2 separate regions of the Homo sapiens genome follow, and region 1 is linked to region 2. A link is a loop called in an ENCODE intact Hi-C map of the cell type or tissue named here. Cell type or tissue: endothelial cell of umbilical vein. All regions are shown on one strand. Links, peaks and the distances in the headings refer to the core of each region. The heading gives the core; the rest is flanking DNA. Region 1 holds the start of LINC01209 (long intergenic non-protein coding RNA 1209). Region 2 holds the start of MIR7977 (microRNA 7977).

Evidence for each region. A loop is a pair of places that touch in the nucleus more often than their neighbours do. Peaks named below come from ENCODE experiments on the same cell type or tissue, not always from the same donor. Only the 100,000 strongest peaks of a DNase experiment are listed, where the experiment ranks them.
Region 1: it touches region 2 in a loop (11-fold over the local background); 14 of 110 quality-filtered maps call a loop at or near these places.

Annotation. Positions count from the first base shown.
Region 1 is chr3:176,807,189-176,823,507 of GRCh38, forward strand. It overlaps LINC01209 (long intergenic non-protein coding RNA 1209), which reads right to left and starts at 9,813. Exons shown (of 2, transcript NR_110819.1): 1 at 8,986-9,813; 2 at 6,967-8,538. In endothelial cell of umbilical vein, for the core only: a CTCF peak has its summit at 7,329 (motif pointing left); no DNase peak of the experiment used is centred there.
Region 2 is chr3:176,506,614-176,522,932 of GRCh38, forward strand. MIR7977 (microRNA 7977) reads left to right here and starts at 8,490; the gene lies at 8,490-8,538. In endothelial cell of umbilical vein, for the core only: a CTCF peak has its summit at 7,816 (motif pointing right); a DNase peak (open chromatin) is centred at 7,868.

The sequences.
Region 1 (16,319 bases), core at 3,666-11,665, 300 kb after region 2:
AATGAGGTATAGAGAGATTAGGTAAATCACATACAGCACATAAGGGTCAGAGTCAGGATTCTAAGCCAGCATATGTTAACTATTATACCATACTGCCTCAATACAAGAAAAGAAAACAAGGATAAATGAGGGCAGAATGCAGCCAATAATAAACTGGCAAATGAGTGGTGCAAATAATATATACTTGAGGAGAATCTAACACTTCATGAGCCCCTGCTACATGCCAGGCTTTGGGCAATGCAGAACCAAGAAGCTGAATATTCATGCTTTATGCTGTGGGTTTTACACCAGTGGTTTAATGTTTGATTATCTACTTTACACAGAGCCTCAATGTGCTATTGCATAAAATAAACCCCATGTGTGTCAATTACCAGGGACCTAAAATTTAGGTCATTGCTCATTAACACATTGGAGATTTCATCAAAAATATTATCTTAAAGCCTTCTGGATCTCAGAAGTGGGAAAAAAAGAGCCTATGCAAAGCACAAATTCCCTGTTTGGATCCACCTTGAATTATCTATATAACAGTTCATTCTAGAACAGTTATCAAAGAGAAGTCTACGCTATATATACCCATTGAGATCTACAATCAAAACAGCAAATCCTCTTTATGTTATTTTCTTCTGTTATTTTCAATGTAAATTTACCATGTATTCAAAGCCAAGTATTTGGCCTGATTAAGGTCTCATGAAATTGAATCTTTACATTGTCTTTAGGGGCAAAGCAAGGAGGAAAAATATGTGATGAGCTTTGGTCCTGAAGTACACCCAAGACAATGAAATTGCAATTATTATACTTAAATATCTTCATTTTTCCCATTTGAAATAGGGTGTACAGGAAAATGGAAAACGTAATTCACTGTGAAGAGCCAAATTCACTTTGTAGATAAGAACTAAAGGTCTGTGTGCGTTTCACCAGTCTGTCCTAATCTCCCAGGGTACTCAAGCAGATGATTAAATAAGTCAATCAGCAGTTGGCTTTGCTAGCCCTGCAAAACTGGTGGCCTTTCCCTGGCTAGCCCAGTAAATAACTAATGGTGAGATTGACACAATTCCTGGTAGCCACTATCTCCTCTTAACATTTCCAGCAGCCTCTATTACTTAAGAGAATTCCACACACTTTTCTCTAGTGTCTAAGCCCACTTCCTACATTACAGACCAATTCAAGCCCCACTTTGCACATGTAGGCATCCATGGCTGCCCCCCATGAGAGGACTTACTCTACTCTGGATCTCTGTGATATTTGTTTTCCACATTTTTTTACCTTGGTTCTGAGCATGGCGTACCTGTCTTCTTGTGCTGGCTACATTTGTACGTGCATATGTTTTACTTCCTAACTAGACACAGGGCATAGCACAAGGTAGTGAAAGTCTACAATTGTGTGAAAACCATGGTCTTTGAAGACACACAGAGCTGAGCTGAAACAGGGTATATAGCTGCAACTGTGTACATTTCTTAACCTAGATAAGCATAGGTTTTCTATTCTACAAATAGGCCATGAAGGGTTGCTGCAAGGAAAAAATAAGAAATAAACGTAAAGTAGCACAAGCAGGGGTGCATGCATGAACAAACACATCATTAACAAAAGAGTATACCTTTCCTAAGCACAACAAATTTTTCTCTTTTTTCTTTTTTTAACTTTTAAGTTCAGGGGTACATGGGCAGGTTTGTTATATAGGAAAACTTGTGTCATGGGAGTTTGTTGTACAGATTATTTATTTATTTATTTATTTTTTTTTTTGAGACGGAGTCTCACTCTCTCGCCCGGGCTGGAGTGCAATGGCGTGATCTTGGCTCACTGCAAGCTCCACCTCCCGGGTTCACGCCATTCTCCTGCCTCAGCTTCCCAAGTAGCTGGGACTACAGGCGCCCGCCACCATGCCCAGCTAATTTTTTGTATTTTTTAGTAGAGACGGGGTTTCACCGTGTTAGCCAGGATGGTCTCGATCTCCTGACCTTGTGATCCACCGGCCTCAGCCTCCCAAAGTGCTGGGATTACAGGCGTGAGCCACCTTGCCCGGCCTGTACAGATTATTTCATCACTCAGGTATTAAGCCTAGTACCCATTAATTATTTTTCCTGATCCTCTCCCTCCTTCCACCACCTTCCACCCTCTGATAGGCCCCAGTGTCTATTGTTTCCCTCTATGTGTCCATGTGGTTCTCATCATTTGGCTCCTACTTATAAGTGAGAATGTGTGGTATTTAGTTTTCTGTTCCTGCGTTAGTTTGCTAAGGATGATGGCCTCCAGCTCCATCCACATTCCTGCAAAGCACATGATCTCATTCTTTTTTATGACTGCATAGTATTCCATGGTGTATATGTTCCACATTTTCTTTATCCAGTCTACCACTGATGGATATTTACGTTGATTCCATGTCTTTGCTATTGTGAATAGTGCTGCAATGAACACACACATGCATGTGTCTTTATGATGGAATGATTTATATTCCTTTGGGTATATACCCAGTAATGGGATTGCTGAATCAAATGGTAGTTCTATGTTTAGCTCTTTGAGAAATTGCCACAATGCTTTCCACAATGGTTGAACTAATTTACACTCCCACCAACAGTGTACAAGCAATTATTTTTCTCTACAATCTTACCAGCGACTGTTATTTTGAGTTTTCAATAATGGCCATTCTGACTGGTGTGAGATGGTTTCTTACTGTAGTTTTGATTTGCATTTCTCTAATGATCAGTGATGTTGAGCTTTTTCTCATATGCTTATTGGCCACATTTACGGTTTCTTTAGAAAAGTATCTGTTCATGTCCTTTGCCCACTTTTCAATGGGGTTGTTTTTTTCTTGTAAATTTGTTTAAGAACACAATACATTTTTGCTTTCAGTTCCTTTGTATCCTTCAGCTCAACTAGGACATTGATTTGCACATAGTAGGTACTCACAACTTCAGAACATTTTTTAAAAAGCAGAGTTTCTTAAATAGGTTAAGTATACTCTTTGCAGTATACTTAAAGGACTTCATTATACAATACAGTACCACATTTACCAAGGAGGTATGATTCTGAGGCCTCAGTGTGCTTCAGAGACTTGGGCAATTTGCTCAGCTAAACTAGCAAACAACATTCTCTGCATCTGTAAAAGGTTGGCAAGTTCATAGTCAACATCATGAAAACACCATAAAAATTTTTAATTATTTTAAAATTTCACAAATCTAGCATCCCTCCTCTAAAGGCATTTTTATTTCCCCTATGTTTCTGTTTATTTCCTTAGCTGCTTCTCTAAAACAGAGAAATTAAAAAGAAGTTTTTATAAATTATACCAAGAAATAACAGAAGAATCCAGATGAGGATTTTTCCAAGGAAAAGGGCAGGCAGAAACAGAATTTGGAGCCTGGCAGTTTTTAAATTACCATCAGGGTAAGGATTAGGATGACTTTGATTTCAAGTGATAGAAAACCAGCTTGAGCCAAAATAAAGAGAGGAAAGGAACATTTAATAATAAGGATTCTTAGTACTCATGAAATCCAAAATCTGTGGAGCAGCTCAAATCAGTTAAAGTGCCAGCAGTTCTCTCTCCATTTCTCACAGCTCATCATTGCTACCTCTAGCATACCTGTTTCATTTCTCTCTCTTTCCTGCTTGCTCACTCACTCACCCTCACTCTCTCTCAATTGCCTTCTTACTTCTCTTTCCAGATGGCCGTTAACTTAGCCACCAACAACTCTCAGGCAGCACATCTTCCAGCTTTAATTATCAGTAACTTAAGATATTTCTCAGTTTTAGTCCAAAGTCTTAGGACAAAATGCTAATTGGCCCAGTTTGGGCCGGGTACCCAAATCTGGAACTACAGACTGTAGCCAGAGGATAAGGTCACATTGCAAAGATAAATCAGAAAAAGGGAAGAGAGAATCTAAGCAGGATAATGAAATGTTTCATGCGCATATTTGGCCTTAGGTACTTCTCATACCTCCAACAGAAGGCCCTTTTTGTTGTTCCTTATCTGTCACATTGTACCATGAAACAAAACTCCAAAATGTCTTTACCCAGGCATAAGGTAGTTTCAGTCACCCCCACTGGATATGATGATCATAAATTCCTGCAGACATATTCAATGATGAAACACAGTGAAGAATTCCTGACTCTCTAGAAGAATAGAGATGAAATAATCTATTAAAGCCTAATGATACTTATATAACTTCATAGTATTTCAACGAACTACTTTGCAGCCATTAAAATCTTACTTTTTAAAATAATCGAATGATACGCAGCAATGCTCACACACACAAAAAAAGTTAAGTAAAAGGGCAGGTGAAGAATTTACATAGCACAATTCCAAACATGCCATATGCTGAAAATACACCAATAGGTATATGTGGATGTCAGAATTATGATATTTTATTTCTTTCACTATATACTTTCTATAGTTTCTAGATATTTTATCAAATACATATTATTTTATAACTATAAAATTAAATGGTTAAAAGGTTTAGTAAAGGGTTAGACATAGGTCACTAGAGGGTAGATTGTACCGTAGGTACCAGGAAGCTATGGGTCACGAGTCCTGTCTTTCTTTTTTATAATTCTCCTCATTTTTATCACCAACAATTAGCATGTGGTTAAGCCAGAAAAGATTTGTCAGAAAAAAAAATGTACTAAGCTGTTGGGAGTAAAGAGGAGGCTGAGGGAAGGAGAGAAGTCTGAAGGCAAGTCAACCACCCACCCCAAGTCCCATACACAGGTTTCCCCGCTTCACAGACACACTGTGAACCCAGGCCTGCCACATAGACTTCCTTGTCTCAACAGCTCTTTTGTGGCTGCATCGCACATGGACTTTCTAGGCTATTTCACTATTGAAACCAAAGAAAAAATTTTTTTAATTCATTGGTGTTGCTTTTTGCAAGGAGCCATTATGGCTTTGCTCTGCCTTAGCCTCTGGTCATGGAACTAGATCAAGAGAATGGGTTTCAAATCAGCAGCAATGAAGACAAAGATTCTGGCCAGGCTCCACCCAGGATTACTGGACATTTATAATTGGATTTATAATTTCCTACCCTTAAGCACTGGGGATCAACCACTTCTCTGTGGTCCAATCTAGCACTTAGATTGGTAGTATCAGCTCAACTTTTAATAAGAAAAACAATCAAAGAGCTTACAAATTCTCTGAGTCTGTAAATTTCAAGAGAACTCTCCAAATGTATAATCCAAGTTAGTTTTGATAATCACAGAGTCATACATGAGTGAACATTTAAATGGTGCAGACTCTTTCTTTGTGTTTACTGAGATGGACATTCTGGCAACCTTTGTCTTCCCCAGTCTCTCATACTTGAGAGCATTTGAGTGCCAGGTCAAATACACTCTTCCCCAGGTGGCTAAAGCAGCTTTAAAAAATATTGTTGTCACTGTGTCAGATCAAGTGGAGAGGAGCAGAAATATGACTTGGGAGTCTCTATTGGTATTAGGCAGCAGGTTAGGTAGAAATTAGATTGCATTTGCTGGGATTCCATATAATGCCCTGAGAGAGCAAAACTGTTCAGTTCTCTTTATTAGTGCTAGATTTATAGTTCAAAATGAAGATTAAATTAAGAAAAAATATCAAAGTTAATGTTCTAAAGAGCTCTTTAAATTCAAGATGTTCAGTAATGTGCTTTAGCATCTGATCTGGCATTCCCAGCTCCAGAGTCACTCTTGAGCTAATCTGCTGGGCTCATTGCTATTGAACCAGTTTGTATAAATCTACTATCTTCATGCCAGCCCTGTGCTTGGAAAACCGTAATAGCTTTTTTTTTTTTTTTTTTTTTTTAAAGACGGAGTCTTGCTCTGTCGCCCAGGCTGTAGTGCAGTGGCTCAATCTTGGCTCACTGCAACCTCGGCCTCCCAGATTCAAGCAATTCTCCTGCCTCAGCCTCCTGAGTAGCTGGGATTACAGGCACACACCATCATGACCGGCTAATCGTAATAGCTTTTGAATGCTCATGAAACAAATCTGGATTCCTCTGTCCAGTTCTCAGGAACTTCCAAAACTCAGACGAAATCTCCCTAGTCCACCTCCTCATCAGCTGCTCCAATTAACCTTCTTCCCCCGACCCTACCTGGATGGTGGCTCATTACCCTACAGGCTACAGCCACACCCAGCCTTATCCCAGCATCTGGCCTTTCTTCATGCAAGTCTTCTCCACTTCAAACATCAAAACCCACCCTCAGTGCTTGGTCAAGTCCTAGCTTTCCTTGATTTCTCCAGTCCACAGAAGCCTCACCATTTTCTGAACTATTGTAGCACTCATGGGTCATTTATTAGTAGGACTTTAAGAGAACCCAAAATGATGAGAGGTATTCAAATGAGAAGGGAGGGAATACATCCTGCCCACCAAATACACGGAAATAGTGTCAGAATTCCTATGAGCTTAAGCTTAAATTATTTACACATTAACTTCCATCATTTTAAATATTGAAAGGTTCCCCTCATTCTGATATTTATTTTACTTTACCGGAAGTCCTACATTTACTCTTTCCTCTTCTAGACTATGCACTGAGAGCTGAGCTGAAGTCTCACTCCCCTTCCTATCTTCTTTTTTTAATTTATTTATTATTATTATTATTATTATTATTATTATTATTAGATGGAGTTTCGCTTTTGTTGCCCAGGCTGGAATGCAATGGCGTGACCTCAGCTCACCTCAACCTCTGCCTCCCGGGTTCAAGCGATTCTCCTGCCTCAGCCTCCCGAGTAGCTGGGATTACAGGCATGAGCCACCATGCCCGGCTAATTTTGTATTTTTAGTAGAGACGGGGTTTCTCCATGCTGGTCAGGCTGGTCTCAAACTCCTGACCTCAGGTGATCTGGCCCCTCAGCCTCCCAAAGTGCTGGGATTACAGGCGTGAGCCACCGCGCCCAGCCCACCTTCCCTTCTTCTAATTCCCAGCACCGTGCTAGCACCATGCCATGTGCCTCTGGTAAACAATCAGGAAACTGAATTTCTAGAAATAAAAAATATGACAAGAATTTCATTTGGTTACGTAATTAGGGACTTTATTGGGATCTAATCTGTGCTGAGTACTGTACTAAATATTTTAATATATATTAGCCTTAATTTTCATGACACCACCACAAATTAGGATTTTTACAGATGAGGAAAAAAGCTTGAAGTTGAAAAGCTGACCAAAGTCACACAGCTGTCAGTGGTAAAACTAAGACTCGGATGCGGGGATATCTGACTACACCAGGCTGCCTCCTTAAAGATGCAAAGCAAGGGCCGGCAGCCCCTCTGTGCTGGCGGGTAGACATCCGGACAGGGCCTTCTCCACGGCCCCTAGCGAAGCCTGTGTTCTCCAGCGCCATCTACAGCCCTTGTTCATAAAGAGCCCGTTACACGGCCTCCTGTTTCCCCGGGGTAGCAGTTAGAGGTCAGCTGCTGCAACTTCAGCTGCCAAAGTTTTTTAAAAAGCAAATGAAATTAGAGTGGAAATTTGGAAATTCCCGTGCCACATGGCCTCTGCAGTGCTCCATCTGTCAAGAGTTGGTTTTGAAGACTTTAGAAACTGTCATTCATCTAACGGCTTTGCATTATTTCTTCTGGGAAAACCCATTGCCGGGCTCAAGGCATTATCAATTTCATGTCCTCCTTGCCCTAAACTTCCCAGAAAAAAAAAGAAAGAAAGAAACGTTGCTGTCAAACTTCCTGTGGAAGCATAATTAAAAATTCTGTTCTTAGACCATCTTCACTTACAAACGTACACACCGTATTTTCAAATGGAAAGGTGTTTCCTTCCGTTTCTTTTTTTCTTTTTCAGATGAGTTATGCCATTTTATAACAGCTCCCAAGAGATATTGAGGCCTGGAGAGAAAACTGCTTTTTCCAAGTTTTTTGCAAAGACATCAGTAGGGACTTTAAGTCAGGGTTGACCTAATACTAATAATCAGATAATTCCATTCTCTCAGCCCCAGCAAAGATTTCATGAGCTTTTCTAACTTAATAAAAACTAACAAAATATCTTAGAAATCCGTCTGCCTCTAGTGAAACAGTTTACTTGTTACCAACGCTACAAGGCTATCCCGAAGTCTAGGTTAAAATAATGAAAACAAATAGGGAGAAGGTGTTACTTCAAAGCATCTATCTCAACTTTTGCAGGGGGCTAATGATGGTCTGGATCTATGTTTTATTCAAATAAAGAATGGTTCAGGGCACATATGTCTTAGAATTGCACTTGGTTTCTTCATTATTTTATCTTCCTTCTTCTTGAATACAGACATAAAGAATTCTAGAGTCTCTCTGTAATTCTCTATAACATGAAAAAAAAGGCATTGCAAGTGTTTTGGGTATAATTGTATATTCTGAATTCATTCTTAAGTGTTGTGACCACAATTACTAATTGGATCTAAGAATTTCCTAGAGTTTTTCATTTTCTTTCCCAGATGCACAATCTTCAAAGCACAGATTTTACAGTCTAACAGACCTAGTTTTGACTTCATAAGTCCACACCCTTCCCAGCTGCATTATATCTATATCGTTACTAAACTTCCTAGAATATCAGTTTCTTCTTCCATATAATGAGGACAATTAGACCTATCCGCAAGTGATGCTGTGAAGATAAAATGAGATATATAAGTAAAATACCTCACATAGTATCTGGTATAGTCTAGTCTCAATAAATAGAATTTGCCCTACCTAAAACTATAGTTCCTGCTTTTTTACATTGTTTTAACATGGCAGGTTTTTAAAATAAGGCAACACAAAGCAAACATAGATTCTCTTTTTCTGTTTTCTCTCTTTGAAATCTTCGCTTTATGAAAAAGATCCTGTAATGCATGCCTATCATGTTTCCTTTCATGTAATAACTTAGATTGGTGATTTTCTCAACAATAATCATATCGAAATATAAATGAATAACTGCCATAATTCTGTTTTTGACAGATTTAAATAAAACGCCACATGAATATAAAGTCATTTTTCATATCTTCCTGTGGATGATGCTACGAGAATAAGCTTTCAAATAACACATGGAGAAAATGAAAACAAAATCACTCACTTTTAATTCGTTCCTTCTTCTAACAAGAGAAAGGCAGTAATCAAAATATAAAAAAAAATAAAAAAAGACAACATTATGAGCTAATTCTTGAGTATTCATAATTTCATAACAGCATAGTTACACTCTAAAAAGAGAATCTTGTTTTCAACTTTAGTAGTAAAACATAAACTGGAAAGAAATTGGGATTTAGTCCTGCCTCTACCATTAAGTCACATTATTATTTAGGGGACACCATTTATCTTGCTCTGAAATAAAACTGTAAATAAGCTCCCCCAGCTCTTGAGACAATAGCTCCCTGTGGCTAATGGAGACAATTAAATTTAGATCACAGTAACAAGTAGCCATGGTGGGGTGAGAGAAGAGTCACACGCTCTCTGTTCTTAGAAAAGGCAGCTTTTGACAAACATCCCGTTGTTTTTTGTTTTTGTTTTTGTTGAGACGGAGTCTCGCTCTGTGGCCCAGGCTGGAGTGCAGTGGCGCGATCTCCGCTCACTGCAAGCTCTGCCTTCTGGGTTCACGCCATTCTTCTGCCTCAGCCTCCCGAGTAGCTGGGACTACAGGCGCCCGCCACTACGCCCGGCTAATTTCTTTTTGTATTTTTAGTAGAGACGGGGTTTCACCATGTTAGCCAGGATGGTCTCAATCTCCTGACCTCATGATCCGCCCGCCTCGGCCTCCCAAAGTGCTGGGATTACAGGCGTGAGCCACCGCGCCTGGCGACAAACATCCTGTTTTATACCCTTAAGCTAGAATAGTTCTTGTGACGGGAGCCAAGAGAAGCCATGAGAGAACCCCCAACTCCAGCTCAGCCTTTTGGAAGGAACATCTGACAGACTTCTGGTTTTGGGATTGGGAAGCCACCCAATCAGAGTTCGACTATCTGGACCAATCAGAACGAAATATAAGCTTGACTCTTTTGTCTACGTAAAAGAACATGATTGGCGGGGCGCGGAGGCTCATGCCTGTAATCCCCGCAGTTTGGTGGGCCAAGGCCGGCAGAGGACGAGGGCGAGAGATCAAGACCATCTTGGCCAACATCTTGGCCAACATGGCGAAACCCTGTCTCTACTAAAAATACAAAAAATTAGCCGGACGTGGTGTCGGGCCCCTGTAGTCCCCCCTACTCGGGAGGCTTAGGCAGGAGAATGGCGTGAACCCGGAAGGCGGAGGTTGCAGTGAGCCGAGATCCCACCACTGCACTCCAGCCTGGGCAACAGAGCAAGACTCTGTCTCAAAAAAAAAAAAAAAAGAATATGATTGAGACATGGGGCAGGAAATTTTCCTGCTTAAGCCAAACTCTTCCTTTATTCTTTGGAGAGCACACCTTCACTTGTATTGAAGACCATGCCTCCCCAATCTGCAGATTGCGTTTCGTAGAAAATAAAGTTCTTCCTTTTTCCTCCACAAATCTCATGGCCTTTTGTTAACATTGCTGAATCTCATGCTAGAGCTTCTGTCCAGCTAGTGCAGGTGTTGGCCCACTAGCCCCATGAGCCAAACCCTGCGTGCTGCCTGTTTTTGTAAATAAAGGTTTATTGAAACACAACCACATCCACTCATTACGCATTGTCTACAGCGTCTATTGCACTGCATTGGCAAAGTTAAGTAGTTGCAACAAAGATGATTAGGCCCACAAAACCTAAAATATTTACTATTTGGTCCTTACATAAATTTTTCATTTTGATGAATTTCAATTTGACTACTTTTCCATGGTTTGTGCTTTCTATATTCTAGTTAAATAATCGATCCTAAAGTCACAAAGATTTCTATATTTTTCCTAGTTTTAGAGTTGTGGCTTTTACATTTAGTTCTACAATTAATTTCAAGTTACATTTGTGCATACTGTGAAACAAGAATTGACAATTTATTTTTGGTAATATTGATATCCAGTTGCTCCAGCAACATTTATTGAACATACTTTCCTTTCTTGTTGGATTGATTTAGCACCTTTGTTGAAAATTAATTGGCCATGTATTTGTGGTCTATTTCTCAACTCTATTGTGTTCCACTAATTTGTGTCTCACCTTATGCCAATACTATATGGCAGTGATTATTGTGGAAATACAGAAATCCTTGAAAACAGGTACGGTAAGTTCTACAACTTTGTTCTTTTTCAAAATCATTTTGGCTATTATAAATCTTTTGAATTGCTGTATAAATTTTAGAATCAGCTTGTCCAATTCTAAAAACATTTTTATTTTTAAACTTTATTTTTAATTAACAAATAAAAATTGTATATATTTATCATGTACAATATATGGTTTTAAAATATGTATACATGCAGCATGACTAAATTGAGCTAAAAACACCTTGCTGGGATACTAGTGGGAATTGCATTGAATCTATGCTGTATATCAATTTGGAGAAAATTGACATCTTAACAATATGAATGTTTTAATCCATGGACAAGATACAAATCTTCATCTATTTGTATTTTCTGTCTTTTTTTTTTTTTTTTTTTTTTTTTTGGAGAGACGAGGTCTTGCTACATTGCCCAGGCTGGTCTCAAACTCCCAACCTCAAGCAACCCAGCAATCCTCCTGCTTTGGCCTCCCCATGTGCTGGGATTACAGGTGTAAGCCACTGTGCTCAGCCTATTTTCTTAAATTATTTCAACAATGTTTTATGGTCTACGGTACACATGTTTTTACATATTTTGTTAAATTTTCCCCTAATAATTTCATGTTTCTGAATGCTTTTGCTAAAGGTTTTGGTTTTTTATTTTTAAATAGATCATGTCTAGCATATAGAAATATAATTATCTGAGTATACCTCCCTTGTATTTTCTGACCTTGCTGTTTTGTAAATCACTTAGGATTATCTATGTATGCAATGTCATCATTTAGTAAAGGCAGATTTACTGCCTTCTTTCCAATATGAAGATATTTTATGTCTTTGCCTTGCCTTATTATATGACTAGGACCTCTAGTGCAATACTGAACAGAGTGATCAGAACAGACGTTCTTGTCTTGTTCCTGATGGTAGGAGGAAAGCATTCAGTCTTTCACCATTAAATATGATGCCAGCCCTTTATTAGGTTGAGAAAATTCTCTTCAGTTCTTAATTTGCCATGACCTATCAAATGGTTGTTTAATTTTTTCAAATGTCTTTTTTCTGCATCTTTTACGTTGATCATGTGAATTTCCTCATTACTAATGTTAATATGGTGAATACATTGATTTTTTTCATGTATAACTTCCTGCGATAAACAGTAACTATGTACTGCTTTAGCTACATTTTTTAAATTTTGCTATATTATGCTTTATTTTTATTCAGTTCAAAATATTTTCAAATTTTCTCTATTTTTTTACTTTAGCCATGGGTTGTTTAGAAGTATGTTAATTTCCAAATATTTGGGGATTTCACAAATGTATTACTATTTCTAACACAATTCCACTGAGATCTGAGAGCCTATATTGCATGACTCCAATCCTTTAAAATTTATTGAGACATGTTTTAATGGCCTAACATATAATCTATCTGAATGCCCACATATGCTTTTTAAAAATGTGTATTCTTCTGTTGTGGTGTGGAATATAAATGTCAAATAGATTAAGTTAGCTGACAGTATTGTCTAAATCTTATATATCTTATTGAGTTTAAGTCTTTTCATTTTATCAATTACTGGGATAAGAGTGTTGAAATTACTAACTGTAATTCTTACTTTGTCACCGTTTTTGAGTTCTGTAAGTTTTTGTTTCATATATTTTGCAGCTCTGTTATTATTTAGGATTGCTATGTCTTCATGAATAAAATTTTTATCATTATAAACTGTTCTTCCTTATCCCTGATAATATTCCTGTTTAGAATTTTACTTTGATATTAATATTATCATCTTGGCTTTCTTAGAATTTACATGCTTTTTTAGTCCTTTACCTTTAATTGCTCTGTGTGTTTACATTTTAGTTTAGCTTCTTTAGAGTGCATATATATTTGGGTCTTGTTTTTTTATGTAGTCTGTCAATTTAGCTTTAAAATGGAGTATTTAAACCATTTATATTTAATGTAATTACTGATGCAGTTGAGATGAAAGAACTGTGTGTTTTCTCTCATCTCCAATACTCTGTGCTTCCACATTATTGCATGTGACAAGTACGTTTTAAATTTCAAAGATCATCCATATCCATTATCCCATTGATCTTCACACCAATCTGTGAAGAAAACAGATCGGGTCCTATGATGCCTATTTTCAGATAAAAAAAATTACTGTCCAAAGAGTTAAATAAAGCTTTTCCAAAATCATGCAATAAATTGTGTCAAAATGAGCATTAGACAATAAATGGTCAAATTTTTATTCTACCACTCATTCTATGACATCAACAATTATATTACTTTCTTCTTAACAATTTATTGACTATGTTCTGATTAAATAAACTTTACAGGCGTATTTTCCAAAGCTAATCAAAGCATATTAAAAAACTAATAATGGCAAAATATTTATAAGGAGAAAGTGATACAGCAGTCATTTTAAAATGAGCAGTGCATAAAACAAACATTCAATGATACATTACTAATAAATTTTCTCATACATAAAATGATATATATCACATTCTCCACAGGTTTGTATAAGTCATTTAAAGCAAACTCAGCAGCAAGCAAAGCTGAAGGCTATCCTCAAATTCTAGCCTCCCCCACCCCACCCCAGAAGATCAATGTGAATGATTTTCTGTAGAAGTAAATTTATACCCAGTACAATCTATAAGAGTTTCAAGCACAAAAGACTGGCCGTGCTCAAGGAAAACAGAATCTCTGAGTAGACTGCCTGGCAGCCCCAGATAATAATTTAGTGTTTTGGGGTCAACCACTCAAAACATTACATTTCCTTGGCATGCACACTGACATCTTAGGCTTTAACTGAGCATACAGAGCCCTACACGTCATTACCAGACCAGGAAAATAGCCACAGTTCTCATGATGAAAGGATTCAAATGAACTTTATTTGAAAATAAATAAAGTATAAAATTAAGGGTGCCATTTTATACTGGATCCTGGATCCCCAAAAGGAGGGAAATACTCAGGAGCAGACAGTGCAGTGCTTCTACTCTGCATTTCATTGCAAGGCAGCCCAAAGTCAATCAGCCCATTTTGTAATCAGCCCATCCCTAATGGGAGTCTCATCTCTCAGTGAGGGGTGAGTATGTTTCCTTATCTTCCAGGTGGCCAAGAGCATGCTTCTCTGATCCGAGTGTGCAAAGAGTCAAGTATCCCTCCGTAACTACTATTAGCCATCTTCAAGGGATGGCCAATGAATATATATATATATATTTCCTACCTAGTTATTACACACCAAAGCTCTCTCATAATGTGAAGTAATTTCTGATACCCCCAAAACTCAAAACCGTCAGATAATGCAATGCAAAACAGAACAGAGCCTTTGATTTTGAGAGGAATCTATCTGCTTTTAATTCCTGGGGTTTCATAAGGAAAACAGAAGTTTTTTTCCAAAATGGGGTCTGTGGCGCCTCTTCTGTTTTTCCCAAGGAGTCCCAGGCTACCAGAAATTATCTCAGGGCCTCTCATGTGTGCATTAAGAGTGGCAAGACATGTAATCCCAGCACTTTGGGAGGCCGAGGCGGGCGGATCACGAGGTCAGGAGATCGAGACCACCCTGGCTAACACGGTGAAACCCCGTCTCTACTAAAAATACAAAAAAATTAGCCAGGCGTGGTGGTGGGCGCCTGTAGTCCCAGCTACTCGGGAGACTGAGGCAGGAGAATGGCGTGAACACGGAAGGCGGAGCTTGCAGTGAGCCGAGATCGCACCACTGCACTCCAGCCTGGGCGACAGAGCAAGACTCTGTCTCAAAAAAAAAAAAAAAGTGGCAAGACAATAAAAACGGAGAAAAATAATTCAGTCAACTGAGAAGAAAAAGCCTTTTCCAGAAAAACAAGTTCCAAGAAGAGAAAAACATAAAGGCCTTTTAAATATATCTATAGCTTGTTTATCCACTTTTAATTAAGTTGACTTCTAACCATAGTGCTCTTTAAAAAAAAAAAAAAGAAAGAAATCCTTTCAGATCTCTTATTACCCGACTTTAGCCATGCCAAGCAGCCAATATTTCTAGTTTCTGAGATTTACCAGAGGTAACCTCTTAGGTGCTTAGAGAAAGGAAAATTTAAGACAGTCCGTGGAGGAGAACAGAATAGACAAAGTCACGCAGATACTAAACCAGAAACGACTTACTTCCTAGGTGGGGAATCAAACCCAGACCACCACTGTGAAAGTGCAAAAGCCCTAACTACTGAGTTACAGCATAGAACAATCTTCAGTTCCTTTCGGAGAAAGAGTCTAGAGTAGTTAATTTTGAGCTTGCAAAGGCTTTTAACTATTTAATATAATTTGTAGAGCTGACTATGACATGAACCCTAAAATTCCTATTCCCTGGAAGGTGGAGACGAAGAGACAGTACTGCCATGTGATTAAAAGGTCAAGTTCCCAAGGACCTAAAACAAGGTGGAGACTTCATCCAGCTTTTCTGTTTGTTTCAGGGACCTGCAGCCAAGCTTGTTACTGACCAGCTTGCTGGGTGGTCTTGAAAAGCGGGCTTACAGGTGTTCTAAGCCCGTGTTTTATCCTAAAGTACCCCTCAACACAGAAAAACAAATTCATAGCACAAAATACACCAGCTTAAGGCTAGCCTTAGAATTCTTTTTCGCATTAATCAAAACTTTACAGAGGAAATAAACACTGGGTTTTTTTTTTTTCTTTTTCACCATTCATTCAACCATTTGCAAAGAGAGAGAGAGAGAGAGAGAGAGAAGCCAGAAATCTGACTGGTAAGAAATTCTTACCCTTTCGCCGGCATGCCAGGCTTCTGGGTTCCCTTTCCCTGACCGGCCCTAGTGATCCTGCCTGCAGCACCATCGCCCTGGGGGCCAAGCCTCATCATAAAGAAAAATTATTATTTTTTGTTCTGGCTAGAGCAAAATATGTGTGATAAAACATAGACATTAGCCACTCTGCTTAGCACCCAACATCAAACCGGCAAGGCTTAAATTTGCCCCCAGATAGGCCCCTTCTTTAATCCAACCTTCCACTTGGAGTTTCAACATGTCGTCCCTGGGCAAGATGGTCATCCTGAGTAATAGAAAAGATAAGAAAGAGAAAGGAAAAGCACAGAACGAAAGTATCGCCTGTGGCAGGGTGGGGAAGTCGAAATGATCAGGGAGGCCAGAGGAAGCCCCCCCATTGCAGCGACACTGGAAAGTTCAGGCGGCTGCGGCTGTTGTCATGAAGGGATTTTTTCCAGCAGTCCAGTCAGCTGTCAGGTTTCCCTTTTTAGAAAGGAAAAAGCTCCCCATGTCCCACAATCCTGTACATGCCTAACCCTGTCA
Region 2 (16,319 bases), core at 4,804-12,803:
AGTATAAAAGGTCCAAATATTAATATGAGACATATAAGCAAGAGGGGGCTTAATAAAGGAACTAACCAGTTTCATAAAGAAGACTGGAATTCATTAAAGAGGGATTGTAGCCACCTGGGGCTGAAGCCTGCATTTTCTCTTAGCCTGTCAATGACTTTGATATCATCTTTAAGTACCTGTAGGTTTTCCTCTACTTGACTATACGTGTTAATCCAGAAGGAATATGTTTCATTTAAAAGTGCACAGGTACCTCCTATTTCAGCCATAAGGACATCTAAGGCCCATCTATTTTGTGCTACTACTCAGGCTAAAGAGTCATAGATTGCTGTTGTGCCTCTATGGCCCCTACAGTTGCCTTCCATCTTCATTGTATTATAACAGGAATATTAAGTACCAATCTGTCAAGGAGAGGGATGCCAGCAAACCAGAATAGACCTCTGGCTATAGAATTTCCCATCCATGGTTTTTCCAAGCTGGGATTGTCACGTGCATGCCCTCCTCAGTCTCCCCTTTCAGTTAAATCTCCATATGAGGGCATAGAAATGATAGAGCTCTTTGTCCAGTGTATTTGAGATAGTACAGTTTCTAGAAAAGAGCCTAAGTTAGGAATGTCCTCAGATGATGCTGCCATCTTAGTACAGTTTAAAAATAATAAGTCAGGAACTACTGCTACTACAGTACAGGTTCCCTTCCAATGCCTTGGAAAGATTAAATGTAGCCAGGAGCCACAAAGAAAATATAACCCTGTTCCTTGAAAGGATGGTTCTAAGCTGTGGCTTGTGAGAGACACCAGCAGATTTTTCTCATATCTTAGAAGTCTCCCCTCTTTACATATAACAAGGGCATCCTTGGGATAAGGATAGTCATTTATGATAAGATTTGGAATTTGAAATGCCAAGTGAGAAGGGTCCACCTGAAAAATGGAGTTTTGAAAAATTAGGGACATAGTATTTCCTGGCCAGTATCTCAAATGATCCCTGTGGCAAGGGCTGCCGGTCCAGATGTCTCCAGTTTGCCCACAGATTTGTAGGCCACTACTATTAGCAAACATCATACAAGGGTCTAGAATTCCATGAGGGGGCATGTTTGGAAAGGCCTGTGTGTTATTCTTTCCATTATAGTCAAGGTGGTTACTTAGAGCATGCCATTCCCTTCGGGACTTCCAACCACAAGGAGAGGCTAGACTCCAAAAGCCCCCCACTCCCCCACTAAGGCTTCTGATCCTTTTAGATCACCCTTACGGCACTTTCCTCCCCACATCTTTGAACTATCAGCAATTACAAGTGTGATATTACAACATTTAAGATCTCCCAAGTATGGTCCTTCCTTGCTGCTTTTAAAGGAGAGGGAGGCGTTTGCTATTACCCAGTCAACTTTTCCCAGCCTGAAGGTGTGCAGCTTATCTGTGGGGAGAGCGTTCTTCCGAGTGTTTTCCTGAGAATAGTTACCCAGTTAAAATTGCTCCCATACCATGTCCCATTTACGCCTGATAAGTCTTTAAGGATTAAAGGTAAAACTAACAAAGGGAATCCTAAGAAGGTAAGTTCTGGGTCATTAAGAGGTTTCTTAGTGTTATTGAACTGAGCACACGGCTTAGGACAGATCCAATAATTAGTCTTGTCATAAAAACGGGCCATGGCTGATATTGTAGGAGCTAATGGATGTGATGTGTTAGTTACTAAGTTTGATAAAAAGTTCTAGCAGACTTAGTGATAGTAAAACATTCAGGTTTACTTCCTGTCAGTAACGGCTATTCCTGTTATGAGGATGGTAATTAGGTAAAATGCTACAGTAATTGAGATTCTCTGTCTGATATTTCACCCAGAGGGTGCTACAGTATATAGTCCTACTGCAAATAGTAGAGTGAGTATAACAGTTCCTGCAAGGGTGGCGTAGTAAGTAATTTCCATCTAAAATTGTTATTTGCCAAGATATACAATTTCTCTTTGGAGCTCTATGAAGTTATAATGTAACTCTATGGATAATTAAAAATTCCCTTGCAAATATGCATCAAAAAGAAGGTCTAATATTTGGTGACGAATCTCAAAAGGAGAGGTAGAAACAAAGTATTTGGTGAGGTAGGGGCGTGAGTAAGATAAGTAGTTCTCACTCAGTTACTTATCTTTTGGGATTTTCGGCTTAAGATCTCTTCTTTCTTCACATTGATATTCAGGACCTTCCTCTGGGCTGTCAGGGGTTGTTCCCTCAGCTTTCCAGGCTTCAATCTGAGTGTGATGTATCCAGGAGTCGATTCCTGTAGCTTTTATTGCCAAGGGAGTTGGGAGAAAGAACAGTGTAAGGCCCTTCCCAGCTTGGGCCTAGAGAAGGAGAGAAAGAGGAGAGAGCCTTTACCAGTACCAAATCTCCTGGGTTAAACAGAAGTGGTCCTCTTTTCTGGGATTGAGCTTTTGCTAATTGTGCTAATTCCTGTTGGAAGTGTGCCAGAGAGGTTACATGCTTAACTAACTCAGAGGTTTCCCGATCTAACGGAAAATCACTGGTGAGGAAAGGTCATCCATACAGCATCTCAAAAGGGCTAAGACCTAATTTAGAAGGGGTATTCTTATTCACAGCAAGGCCACGGGAAGAAGAGTGACCCAAGGAAGCTGAGTTTCTTGGGATAATTTTCTGAGGTGTCTCTTGATAATATCATTAGTTTTCTCCACCTTTCCTGAGGACTGGGGTCTCCAAGCACAATGGAGACGATATTCTATGCCTAGTGCTTTTGAGACCCCTTGTGTGACAGCTGCCTTAAATGAGGGCCATTGTCACTTTGAAAGGACTTAGGTAGACCAAAGCAGGGAGCTATTTCATTAACTAACACTTTTAATACCTCAGAGGCTTTTTCTGTGTGGCATGGAAATGCTTCTACCCAGCTAGTGAGGGTATCTACCCATACCAGGAGGTATTGAATGCCCTTCATCTTTGGCATGTGGGTGAAGTCTATCTGCCAGTCCTCCCCTGGATAACTTCCTATTCTTTGGGTTTGAGGAGGAAGGAGTTGCCTGTTCAGGGGAATATTTTTTTAAGACAGATTTTAGCATTAAAAACTTTCTTGACTGTTTTTAGTAAGTTCAATCCTGAAAACAATCTCTGATCACACTGATAAGTTTTATCCTTTCCCAGTTGAAAAGCTTGGTGAAGGATTTTAAGAACTTTCCATTGGCTGAGACTGGCAAGTGGAGTTTGCCATCCTCTGACTGTAGCCATCCTGTGGGCTGAAAAGTATAACCTCGACAAGTGGCCCATTCTGTTTCTGTAGGGGAGTACTTAGTTATTTTTTCGGAATCTTTTATGGAGCCTTCCCAGATTAGAGGGTTTTGAAGTGTGTTGATGTCTTGAGGCTTCCTTGCTGCTGACTTAGCGGCCTGATCATCTAGTCTATTTCCTTAGGCTACCTCATCTGTTCCCTTTTGATGTCCCCTGAAATGCATAACTTCTATTTCTCATGGAAGGAAAACTGAAGATAATAACCTGATAATTTCCTGGTGATATTTTACAGGAGATCCATTAGTGGTAAGAAAATGTCTTCCCTTCCAGATGACAGCATGAGCATGGAAAACCAGGAAAGCATACTTGGAGTCAGTGTAAATGTTAGCTACCTTTCCATTGTTTAATTTAAGTGTTATTGTCAGAGCTATTAGCTCAACTAATTGAGTGCTTGTGCTTGGAGGGAGAGATGTACTTTCAATGACGTCATTTAGAGAACTGCATATCCTGCCTTATGGATTCCTTGTTCTACAAAAGAGCTCTCATCTGTGAAGAGGGTCCAGTCTGGGTTCTCCAGGGGAGTTTCTCTGAGATCTTCCCTGGCTGCATAGGTCCGTATTATGACTTGTTCACAATCATATTCAGGTTCCCGAGTTTCCTTGCGGAGGAAAGTGTCTGGATGTAGGTAAGAACAAGTTTTTCATTTGATGTTGGAACCCTCTAACAGCAGGGCCTCCTAGTTGAACAGTCAGCTGTCTGTTAGCCAGAGGCTCCCTCTAGGGTACGGTAGTCCTGCCATGTTGTGTGGGGTGTAAACAGTTCAATCATTTCCCAGGGTTAATTTGGAGGCTTCTGGGACCATTGCCACTGAGGCAATGGCTCAGAGACATGCTGGCCATTGTTTAGCCACCAAATCAAGTTCCTTATTTAGGTAACCCACTGGTTGTTGAGCTGGTCCTTGGGTCTGTGTTAAAACTCCCAGGGCCATTCCCTTCCTTTGTGATACATACAGATTTAAGCCCTTCCCTACAGGAAGGTTGAGAGCTGATGCCTTAAGCAAGGCTTGCTTTAGCTGGTCAAAGGCCTTTTGAGCTTCAGGTTCCAAGGTTAAAAGATGAGTTTTAGTTCCCTTAGTTACTTTTATGAGATTATATAATAAATGGGTTATTTCACCATACCCAGGTATCCATAGTCTGCAAAATCCTGTAATGCCCAAAAATCCTCTTAGTTGCTTGAGGGTTTTGGAGAGGAGGAAGGAGGAAATAGGCTTAATCCTTTCTTCCCCTAATGTTCCAATCCCCTCAGACAGCACTAAACCTAGGTGCTTCGCTGAGGCTTGACAAAGCTGGGCCCTGGGTTTTGAAACCTTATATCCTCTATTACTAAGAAGTTAAGGAGAGCTTCAGTGCCTTCCTGAGAAGCTTCCTCAGTTGGGGCACAGAGCAGAGTAACAACAACATCCTGCAAGACCCTAACTTGAGGATGCGAAAACTCAGAGAGGTCTTTTGACAGTGCCTGTTCAAACACATTCCTGAGGAAGCACTGTCCATGTTAATTGGGCAGTTTGGCCAGAGGGATCTTCGAAGGCAAAGAGGTATTGAGAGTCAGAATGTAACCGTATGCAGAAAAAGGCATCCTTTAAATCTAGAACTGTAAACCATTTAGTTCCCTCAGATATGTGAATTAACGGGGTATAGGGATTAAATACCACTGGGTGGATTGGAACTACAGCTTCTTTAATGAGGCGGAACTAGTCCTGAACTAGTCTCCATTCCCCATTGGCTTTCTGCACTCCTAATATTGGGGTGTTTCAGGGGCTACTATAGGGTTTGAGGAGGCCCTGCATCTTTAGGTTATTAATAATAACTTCTAACCCTTTCCTAGCCTCTGGCCTTAGGGGATACTGCCTCTGATTAGGAAAAGAAGTAGGATTCTTAAGATGGATCTGGACTGGTCTAGCAGTTATAGCTTGACCTATTCTTCCTTGAGTTGCCCACATTTCTGGATTAATATTAGCTTCCATCAGGAGGGGACAAAGAGTTTGTCCTGGGGCTATAAGGATGCTTGCCCCTGTGTGAACAAGAATATCTCTACCCAATAAAAGAGTGAGACTTTCAGGCATGATTAAAAAGCCATTTGTAAATAATAGGCCCCCATCTTCAGCTAACAGATTGAGAAAAATATCAGGTTAGAGTTTTTCCTGAGACACCCCTCACAGTCTTGCTATGGGAAGAGGGGAGGCCTGGATTACAGAGAAGAGAGAGGCTGATTCCAGTATCCCTAAGGGATCTACCTTCCTTCCTTCAATTTCCAGAATCAGCCAGGGCTCCTGTGTGGTAATGGCAGTCTGAGCCCCAGCTGAAGCTGGGGGATTGAGCCCCGGGACCCATCAGTCCTGCTGGACCATCTGCAAGACAGGTCCTGAACCCAGTGAGCTCTGTTTCCAGGGGCAGTTTGATCTCCAGTGGTCTCTGCCATGGGCTGGACAGGGTTGAGGTGGCTTGTTCTTTCTGCCTGGGCATTCCTTCTTAAAATGCCCTGACTTTCCACATTAATAACAGCTGGTAGATGCACCTTGGAGATCCTGGACTTTGCAAGCTTGCAAGGCTGCTAATAGAGGCTCTGTCCTTCTCTTGTGTTTCCTCTCCTTTTCTTGGGCCTCCTCCTGATCCCTATTGTAAAAGGCTGAAGTGGCTATTCTCAGGAGGTTCTTTAGGGTGCTATCTGGTCCTATAGCTTACTTCTGCAGTTTCCTTCTAATGTTGGAAGCTGCCTGTGTAATAAACTTCTCCTTCAGGATGAGCTGTCCCTTGACTGAATCAGAGGATAAAGAGGCATGTCTTATTAGTGCCTCTCTCCACCTTTCCATAAAGGCTGTGGGTTTCTCATCTGGTTTTTGGTCTATCATGGACAGTTTAGAGTAATTAAGAGGTTTAGCCCTGGTTTATCGTAGGCCCTCTAATATGCACATTTAAAAGTGCTTTCTTTTCCATTTATCTGCTGAGTTATTGAGGTTCCAATCAGGGTTGTCTACTTGAACTGCTTCTCTTCCTAGTGGGAATGGAGTTTCCATTACTTCTTCACCTTCCCTATCTCCTTTTTTTCTCTTTGGTCTGCCATAGGAGATGTTGTTCATCTTCATATTTTTCTGCTGCCTGCAGAACTGCTTGCTTTTCAGCTTCAGTGAGGCCTGACTTAGGAGCAACATAACATCCCTCCATGTGAGGTCAAACACCTGAGTTAAATTTTGGAAAATTTCTATATATTTATTGGGGTCATCAGAAAATCTGCTTAAGTCTCCCTTTAATTGCTTAAGGTCCTGTAATGAGAAGGGAACGTGAACCCTCATGGCACGATTTTCATCAGGCACTTCCTGCAGAGATAAGAATGAAGTGGGGAAAGTGGGTAATACTGGAGATGGTGGACCTGGAGGACCTGATGGTATGATTGGAGGGGCTTCTGGATGAGGGGAACTGAGTTGAGACATTCAATAGCTGTCTCAGATTGCTCCTCTGGAATCTGCTTTAGCTCTGGGGGACTATTCCTTGTGGGCTTGCCTGTCATGCTGCTAAAAGAACTGGGTCAATTGTACAAAGCTTGTAAAGGTCTGGGTCGTCTCGCAGGGCAAAGAAAGCCTGTACATTGGGTATCTCAGACCATTTGTCCTTCCATCTGCAGAAAATATCTAATTGTTGGACAGTATTAAAATGAAGGCTCCCCCCAGCAGGCCAGGTTTGTCTGTCTTAAAGATGGTAAGAAGGCCATGCCCTTATGCCATAGAATATGAGGTGCTCTTTCTACAAAGTCTCAGGGTTGAAGCAGTCCCAGTGCTTTAGAATATACTCCAGGGGAGTACATGCTGAACATGATCTGTTACCCATCTAGAAAGAGAAGTGAGAAAAAGGTGTCTCTTTTGTCTCCTTCCTCTCTCTGTATAACCCAGAGTGGAGAAGAAGACAGTGGGAGCGTCCCCCCAACTGTTTTCCTTCCTTGGTTCCTGGGTCCCAGCACCCTGTTAAATGTGCTGCCCATGGTTGTATGTGTGACCCTCCAAGCCATGGCACCAAAGAAACCAAGCAACTGGGGCTAGTCATGCTCATTCAAGTAGCTCTAGTCCTCTGCCTGTGATTTCCCTTTGACTTCCTAGACTTGTGTGACCTGTGTGCCTCCCTTAAAAAAAATTGACCTTGGGAAAGATTATATAAAAGGCAAGTGTCCTTTAATGGAGGGAATGTGCTAGATTGCCTGCTACTATGGCCCGTGTTAAAGCCTTAACCCTTAGAAAAATGGTTCTGGTTAACTTTCAGACTTAAAATCCCCTTACTAATTAAGGACTGTCTTATTGGAGACAGAATAGTTTCCTTAAAGGGATGTGGGGGCCTAATCGTGACTTTCCTGTTGATGGGACAGGATCAGGACTCAAATTTGGCTGCAGAGGACAATTTACTCCTAATTGTTGAAGGCAGAATTTTCCTGTTCACAGAAGCAGCATAAAGCCTGGTTTCCAGTAGGAAGGGGCAAAAAGGAAAAATTAGGAAGCTGCGGTGGACTGTAGCGGACAAGCAATGCGTCTTATGAAGAGGGTGTCTATTTCCACTAGGTGGCGCTGTTGGCTTAGGAATACTATGTGCCACCAGCAGCATAGTAGGGACTCATCTCACAACCGGGGTTTCAGAGACCTCTGTTCCTAGAAGATTGCAACAGCATTTTCCTGAGCTATAGCCCCGGTTATTACAGCATTTCCTGATCTTGCCTAACAGGATTACTTCCCTAGGCTGTAAAAATTCCCACACATTCGACACACAAAGAGAATAAGAGGCATAGCGACCGTGGATAGAAACAGAAAAAAAGTTTTGCGACAGGATAACTGGGGATCTTTTACCAACACCTGGGCAGGCTGCTGGAGGCTGAGTCCGGTCCAGAAGCTTTTGAATAACACTAGGAAATGCCCTGGCCAGAAATTCTCAGTTGCTTCAGAACTTTTCCCCGCCTTATGCAATGGCTAATTTTCCCCATGAACAGAAAAGCTGGTTTGAAGCACGGCCAACATTCCCAATGACCCAGGGTATTGGAGGGAGGGGGGTCTTCATGTTCTCCCCAGCAAGGCTGACATGCGAGTCTTTAAGAATGGCAGCCACACTAAGCATATCTAGATGGTTGACAGATGCTGTTATTGATTTGATTTGATTTTAAAATGGAAGCCAAGAGCCTCGGAATGAAAGGACAGGTTTTGAGTTTGCTCTTCTGCTCACCAACCCCAATGGATATTGTACCTTGGTTTCCCAGCCAACGCACCAAAAATGATATGGGTCTGTTGTCTGGAGAAACACCCAAGGTCCTTGTTCTCGCACGGAGAAAATTAGCGACACGGATACACGTGGAGTGGTTTAAGGAGTGGAATGTTTAATAGGCAAGAAAGAAGAAAACAGCTCCCTCATACAGAGGGAGGAGGGCTCCAAATGGAAAACCCCACATGTAGCAGAAAGCAGTCGGTTATATTGGGAGGCTGGACGACGTGGTGTTTGGTTTGCATAGGAGCCAGGGGATTGGTTTGACCAGGTGTGTCATTCACATAGCCTGCAAAAAAGCCAGCTCTCCCACCCTAGCCTTTAAATATGCACATATGGCTACCTGGCTGGTCACCATGATGTTCTGCATACGTGGCAACAAAGAAAAAGTCACGGGAACCACCATATTGGTTGGACCTGGCTTCTAGCCACCAGCATTTGCATATCAATGCTTGCAGGTCTGGTTTTTCAGGCCACTTTCTGTTAGAAAAGAAATGTTTTGGGGCTTGCTTTTTTATTAAAAGAAAAAGCCTTACCAAGGACTCTTTTCCCCTCTCTTGCTGCCTAAAATAATTTCTTAATAACTCCTGTAATACTAGTGATTCTTCGATCAGGAATACAACTTTTCTATAATTTGTGATTTCAAACGTGTCAAGATGGCAGTGACATCATTTTTTCCCATGTGCTTTCTGCTTCTTCGCTTAGAAAATCAGTGGCAGATTTCTCCCAGTAAAGAAGACATATTATTTTAATGTTGCCAAATATTTTATAAATTATTCCCTGACTTATGCTCAAACAGTGACTATAGTTGAAACATCATCCTGCAATGAAGCTCAAAGTATACCAGTCTTACCTATGCGTTCAGAGCTTCAAACAGTTTTTAAAATCTCCGTCTTTAAACGTGAGAAGATAAGCAAGAATTAACAGTTGAAGAAGGCTTCTTTTGTGAAAGAAAAGTACTGGGAAAACAAAACAAAACAAAACAAAAACTGGAGGAGAGAGATAATATAAAAAAGAAAATGTTTAAAGCTTATCGTTGTCTTAAAAGAAGTTTCGTTAATTAAACAAAAAGAGCTTTCTGATTTTAAAATTACTGTAGGCCAGGCATAGCAGTTCGCACCTGTAATCCCAGCAATTTGGGAGGCCTAGGCAGGTGAATTACTTAAGCTCAGGAGTTCAAGACCAACCTGGGCAATATGGCAAAACCCCATCTCTACAAAAAATACAAAAATTAGCCAAGTATGGTGGCACATGTCTGTGGTCTCAGCCACTCAGGAGGCTGAGGTGGGAGGATGGCTTGAGCCTGGCAGACAGAGGTTGCAGTGAGCCTAGATCACATCACTGCACTCCAGCCCAGGGACAGAGCGAAACCCTGTCTCAATAAATAAATAAACAAACAAACAAATAAAATTACTATGGAGCTATAGAAATCAAAATAGTGTGGTACTGACATAAAGATAGGCCTATAAATAAGGTAATGGAACTGAGAGTCCAGAAGTAAAGCCTTCTAATTGTGTCAACTTTTTCTTCAAAAAATTTGCCAGGCCAATTCAATGAGAAAGGACAGTCTTTTCCACAACTAATTTTAGGACTATTGAATATCCAACATGCAGAAAGGATAAATTTAGGCCTTTATCTCAAACTATGCACACAAATTGACTCAATATGGATCAAAGATCTAAATGTAAGAGCTAAAACTGTAAAACTTTTAGAAGAAAATGCAGGAGAAAATCTTTTTGACCTTGGCTAGTCAATAATTTCTTAAATATAACATTGAGACCACAATCCATTAAAATAAATAAACTATAGTCAAATTGGTCATCAAAATTAGAATCTTGGGTACTTCTAAAGAAATAGCTGACAGAATGAAAAGATAATCCACAGACTGGAAGAAAATATTTGCAATATGTTTCTGATAAGGCATTTACATCCAGAATATGTAAAGAACCAAATAGATGACAACAAGCTCAATAAAAACTTAAACAAAAAAATTAAATAGACAATTTACAAAAAAGAATAAAAAGACTCATCAGCACATGTAAAGACATTCAACATCATTAATTATTAGGTAAGTACCCTTTAAAACTATAGTAAGATACCAGTTCATTCGCATTTGAATAACTATAAACATAAAAGACAGACAAAAATAACAAAAGTTGGTAGGGAAATGGAGAAACTTCATATATTGCTGATGGAAATGTAAAATGATACAGGCAGTCAGAAAATAGTTTGGCAGCTTCTTAAAAACTTAAACATGAACTTACTATGTGACCTAATAGTTTCTCTCCTAAATACCTACCCAAGAGAAGTGAAAGTTATTTCCACAGAAAGACTTACATCTCAAAGTTCATAGAAGCATTCACAGGAGCCTAAATATAGAAACCATTCAAATGTTCATTAACTTATAAATGAATAAACAAAAATTGGTATATCCATTGAGTGAAATATTAGTCAACAATAAAAAAATGAACATATGTCATAATATGGATAAAATTATAAAAGCATTATACTGAGCAAAAGAAGCCAGATCAAATGATCACATATTATTAGATCCCACTTATATGAAATTTTCAGAAAAGAAAAATCTGTAGAGACAGAAAATAGGTTTGTGATTAACTAGCTCTTGGGGTGGGAATGGAGAATCATCAAAAGTAGTTGCTTCTGTGATGAGAATGATAGAGCTTAACCACTGAATGTTTTCTAAAGCTTTGAAATTCTATTTCTTTCAAATTGATATGCATGTATTATTTTGACAAAAAGTATGTAAACATAGATATCCGTTTTAAAAAGTAGAGTATGGAAATTGAAGGAATAACTTCACAGTGGAGAATTGTGGCAAACACAAACTTGGTTTGATGGTGAAGGTTAACATCATCAATGGTCAGTCATGTTGATAGCTTGCACCTGGATCTACTGTGTTGACAACACTTTGCTCATGTATTCTTCCTCTGCAAAACCCATTACCCTAGTCTACCCTTGAGGAAAAGATCAGCCAATCCCAATTGAAGAACAGTCTACAAAATACTTGATCAGTAATCCTCAAAATGGTTAAATTAAAAAAAAAAATCAGGAAAGTCTGAGAAATTGTCACAGACCAGAGTAGGCTAAGGATACGTGATGACTAAATGCAATATGGTATCCAGCATGGGATTCTGGAATCTTAGAGGAAAATAGTGATAAGTTGAATAAGTTGTTCAGTGTCATTACTAGTAATGTGTCAATATTGGTTTCTTTGTTTTGATAAACGTACCATGATAATCTAAGATATTAACATAGAGGAGACAGGATGAGGGGTATAAAGGAATTCTCAGTATTATTTTTGTAATTTTTCTGTATATTTAATACTATTATAAAATTAAAAAGCTTATAGAAAAGAAAATGTATGTCTACAATGATGCTCACCTAATGTTGAAGATAGTTGTTTCTTGTGCAGTAGGAAATTGGCATCTTATGCTTGTTTTTCTTTTTAAAATTCTCTTTATTACATACATTCTTTATAATAATAATGTATTTTTTAAAATCATAGCATGATTTTTCTTATAAACAAAACTCAACAGCTATGATGCCCGGGTTTCTGGCTTGGAATACTAAATGGATGGTGATTATATTAGCTAGCTATTACTGCCCTGGCACTACATAACAAACCACTCAAAACTCAATGGCTTACATTGGGTATTGGTTTTCTGTAGTTTAATGAGTTGGCTCTGAATGGGTAGGCTGAGCACCAGGCAGTGGGTTAGGTTCAAGTAAATACACATTCACCTTAGACCAGTATCTACCTACTACTTTTTCTCATAGCAATTGGTAAGACCACAGACGATGAGAAGAAACACATGATACCACTCAATCTGGCCCCTAACAGGCCACTTTTCACTTTACCAACATTCCAGTGGCTGCAGTAAATCACATGGTCAAGCTCAACATTTAGCAGGTGGGAAAATATACCTTCTTCAGTGGGTAGCACTGCAAAGTTGCATATCAAAAGACATGGATGCATAATTATAATACAAAAAGTCCATTGATGATTAAATGCAATGATTTAATCTACCTTAGCAGTATAATCAACTAAGAGGAGAGCAACATTTCCTATCTACATTTTCATACAAAATAGGGAAAGCAATCAGTTCTGCTCCTCATGGGATGAAGGGTAGGAACCTGAGTTTTCAGCACTCCCGAAAGCATTAGCCCACTTCCAGAGCAGCTTCACCCCATCCTTTCCTTTGGGCGTGATGATGAGCATTCAGAATCTCCCACCCCTCCCCTTATAACAGAGCCTAATGAACAACAGACACAATACTGACACTGCTCCAGCATGGATCTTCCCATTAAAAAGTATCTTTGATTTTCAAATAACTGCAGCTCTCTCTCCAAAGTCCCTTATAATTTTTTTCCCTTCTTTTTCCAAACATAACTTTCTTTTTTCACTTTTCCAAAAGTGTTTGACTAGGATTTTCATCTCATGATAATAATTAAAATCTCTAAGTGATTATAGACTAATAAAAATCCATCTCACTTACTTCTGAACCATTCCACTGTAAGAAAACTACTATTGAACATCTCTAAGTCTTTATTTCCTGTTCCATAAAATGGAACAATTAACACATGTCTTCCTTCCGCAAATGATTATTTTGAGAATGGATCAGTTAATTCACCTGTAAACACTTTAAAATCTCTAAATTGTTCTATAGTAGAACATGTTAATATTTAATTAAAAATTATGCCAGTCTGTATATTCTGAGACTATTTACAAAAATTTGATGACCTGACCCCAATATTAAAGGGAGGTAGTTTTCTTTTTTTTCTCTTGTCAAACGTATTGAACTCCAGAATTCTGTCTCATCAATCTTGCCTATTTCTGACAGCTAGTGCCATTGGAAGACATCCTATAAGAACAAATTTTTAGGTTTTGCCCAAAGAAAGTAGGTGATATCATTCCTAAGCTAAATTATTCAGCTTCTGGTTAGTTGCTGTAGAAATTAATGTATAACAGTATATTGCTAATTATTGAATGTGTTATTGCTTCACACCTAATTTTATGTTTTTATTTATTAATAGGCTTTTCTCATTTTAAGTAAAGGAATGTCTTTCACATCCATTATTCATTATTCATTAACTGCTAGTTAAAACAAAGGTAAGATGTGATAGGAATGAAATTTTCTAAATAATAATAGTGTCGGGGAAACATTCCATTAATACCAGTGCATTAAACCTTCTCGAAACTCCACAATTTGGATATTTGTTACAATCTAGATATGTGGCTATACTATGGATTTTTTTTACATACAAAATTATGGCTTTAATTAAATGAAAGAAGTTGCTACTCATGCTGTGTTTATGGATTTTTCAGATCAGAATGAAACAAAAATAAGTTTTAGTGCTAATAAAATGTATTTTTAAAATACATTTATTTCATCCATGAGGGTGAAGGCCCTTGGACCTGTAAAGGCTGACTGAAAAATCACTGACACAAAGCAGATTGATTAATAGGAGAAAAGACTACAAATTTATTTAACCTGTATGCACAGCAGCCTTCAGAATGAAGACTCAACTTCCCAATGAGATGCGGAAGCTTAGATACCACGTTGAGGTTACGGAAAGAATAGGGGCTCAGATCCTGGCAAACAGGTTAGAGGAATGGGAGAAGATGAATTATATTGAGGGGCAGTAAATGATTACCAGGGAGAAAAATTGCATCAGGGAACAGAAACTAACTTGTAAATAGTTACTTATAGTATTTAAATGATCCTTGGAAACAGTCATTTTCTTGAAAAAGAGTCTGTACAGGTGTGGTTATACCCTGGGTCCTCTTTTCTGCAACAGATAATGAGATAACAGGGTGGGGAACAGGACCAGTTGTTCTTGGTGAGTCAGTCCTATCTTTATGTAGATAGGGGAAAAGTCTCTTAAAACACTTGTTGATCTCTAATAATTTTTAATTTAAAACTTTCATTGTACCAGGGAGCCATAATTTGGTGTGAAATATTTTTATTTCCTTCACATAATTTACATATTGGTAACCGTAATAAGAAGGTGTTAGTATTTTTCAAGGCCCAGATTATGATGAATGCTTCTTGAGTTTTTTAAAAAAACACTCCAAAACAGTGAAAAAAATATTAATGGCAAATAGAACATCAAACAATGTACATCGTACTAAATAGAACATGTGCCATTTACAAGAACAGTGCAGATGAAGGGTAAGAATATTTGATACTTTCACACAAAATAAAAAAGACAAAAAAGATTTTCTTAAAGAGTATTAATTTTCAGTTGTTGAAATCTTAAAAATAACAACCTCCATTAACCAAAGCACAGCAATTGAAGACATTATCAGAGATATAAGCCAAGGCAGAACAAAAGGCCTGAAAGGAGGAGGCAAAGCCCAGTGAGACCATGGAGACCTCAGATGAAGACAGGCTTTTCACAACTCTTGCCTGTGTTACAATAGGCTGCTGACATTACCCCTCAAAATATTACCACTAAGCTATTACTGGAATCTATCTACATATTTCCATTTCCCTTCCAGTTGCTCACTTCACAAAAATGTGTCTAAGAGGAGATTTAACTGCAATACGGCTAGAGAGGTTGAGGACTAAGTCTTCCTGCATAAATTCTATTAAACGGCTGCCAGGTTTGTATGTCTGCTGCATAGCAGCAGGCCAATTCACTGACAGTGGGGATGCAGCAGAGAAAGAGTTTAATAACTGCAAGGTGCCAAACAAGGAAATGGGAAGAATTCTCTCAAGTGCTCAAATCCGTTTCATTGAGGGGTCCTGAGCAAAGGCTTTTAAGGGGATTTGTGGAGGGTGAGAGGCTGGAAAATTTGGGGTCATCAATTCGTCAGGGTTAAGGGGGATGAAACTATCAGGATATGGTAACTGCATTCCTCCATGAGTCAGCTTCTTACTAGGCCTTCCAAACCAGCTGGCATCCATTAATATGCAGAACCTAAAGAAGAAGCTCAAACAGAATGCCTGTCATTTCACTATGTCTTTGATTTTATGTCTAGAACTGAAAAAGAACAAAGAGTCTTGTGACAAGGGATACGTTTTCCTGGGCTAGCTAGTAAGTGGCAACCAGCTACAAGGAAGTGAGCTAAAGGGCAAGCTGGCTTAGCGATTGCTGCTGGAAGCCTAATAGGATGTTATTTTATATTTTTTCTTAATTGATTTTATAAAATTTTGTTGGGGATGATTTCAATGCTAGCTCTTCCAACCAAGTTCTGTGACCTTATACCAGTTATGGGACACCTCTGTGCTTCACTCTCTACAAGTAAATGGCAGTACTCAGTGGGTGATTGCAAGGATTAAAAGATAGAATATATTACAGCAATTAGTAAAGGGCCAATATATGACACTAAATATTTTAGTTTGAATATTTGACTTCTTTGAGCATCATTATCTTCAAATAATTCAAATTCTAGTGTCTTATGGGCACACTGGTTATATGTATGTTTCAACACTGTCTGCATGTTTTGGATTAACATAGACAGGATTTTATAAGTACAGATTTTCACTTTTAGATATGAGTGACTTGGTTTCTAAATTACTTGCATTCAATGAGTAATTGCCACATCTTTTATTTTTGGTTTAGTCAGCACAGTCTCTTTAACATAACAATTTATTCTCCACTTTGGCTTTTAACAACATGGTAGAACAGTCTGTTCTCCATGGGAGCTGTAAATAATAACACTAAAACACAAAATCTTGCATGCTATGATAAAACCGCTGTTTTGGCCAAAATTATTAACATTCTGTAACCCATCTATGAAGGCATTTAATTGAAAGGCATATTTGAAATGTGGGAATTAATATTGTCTAACAA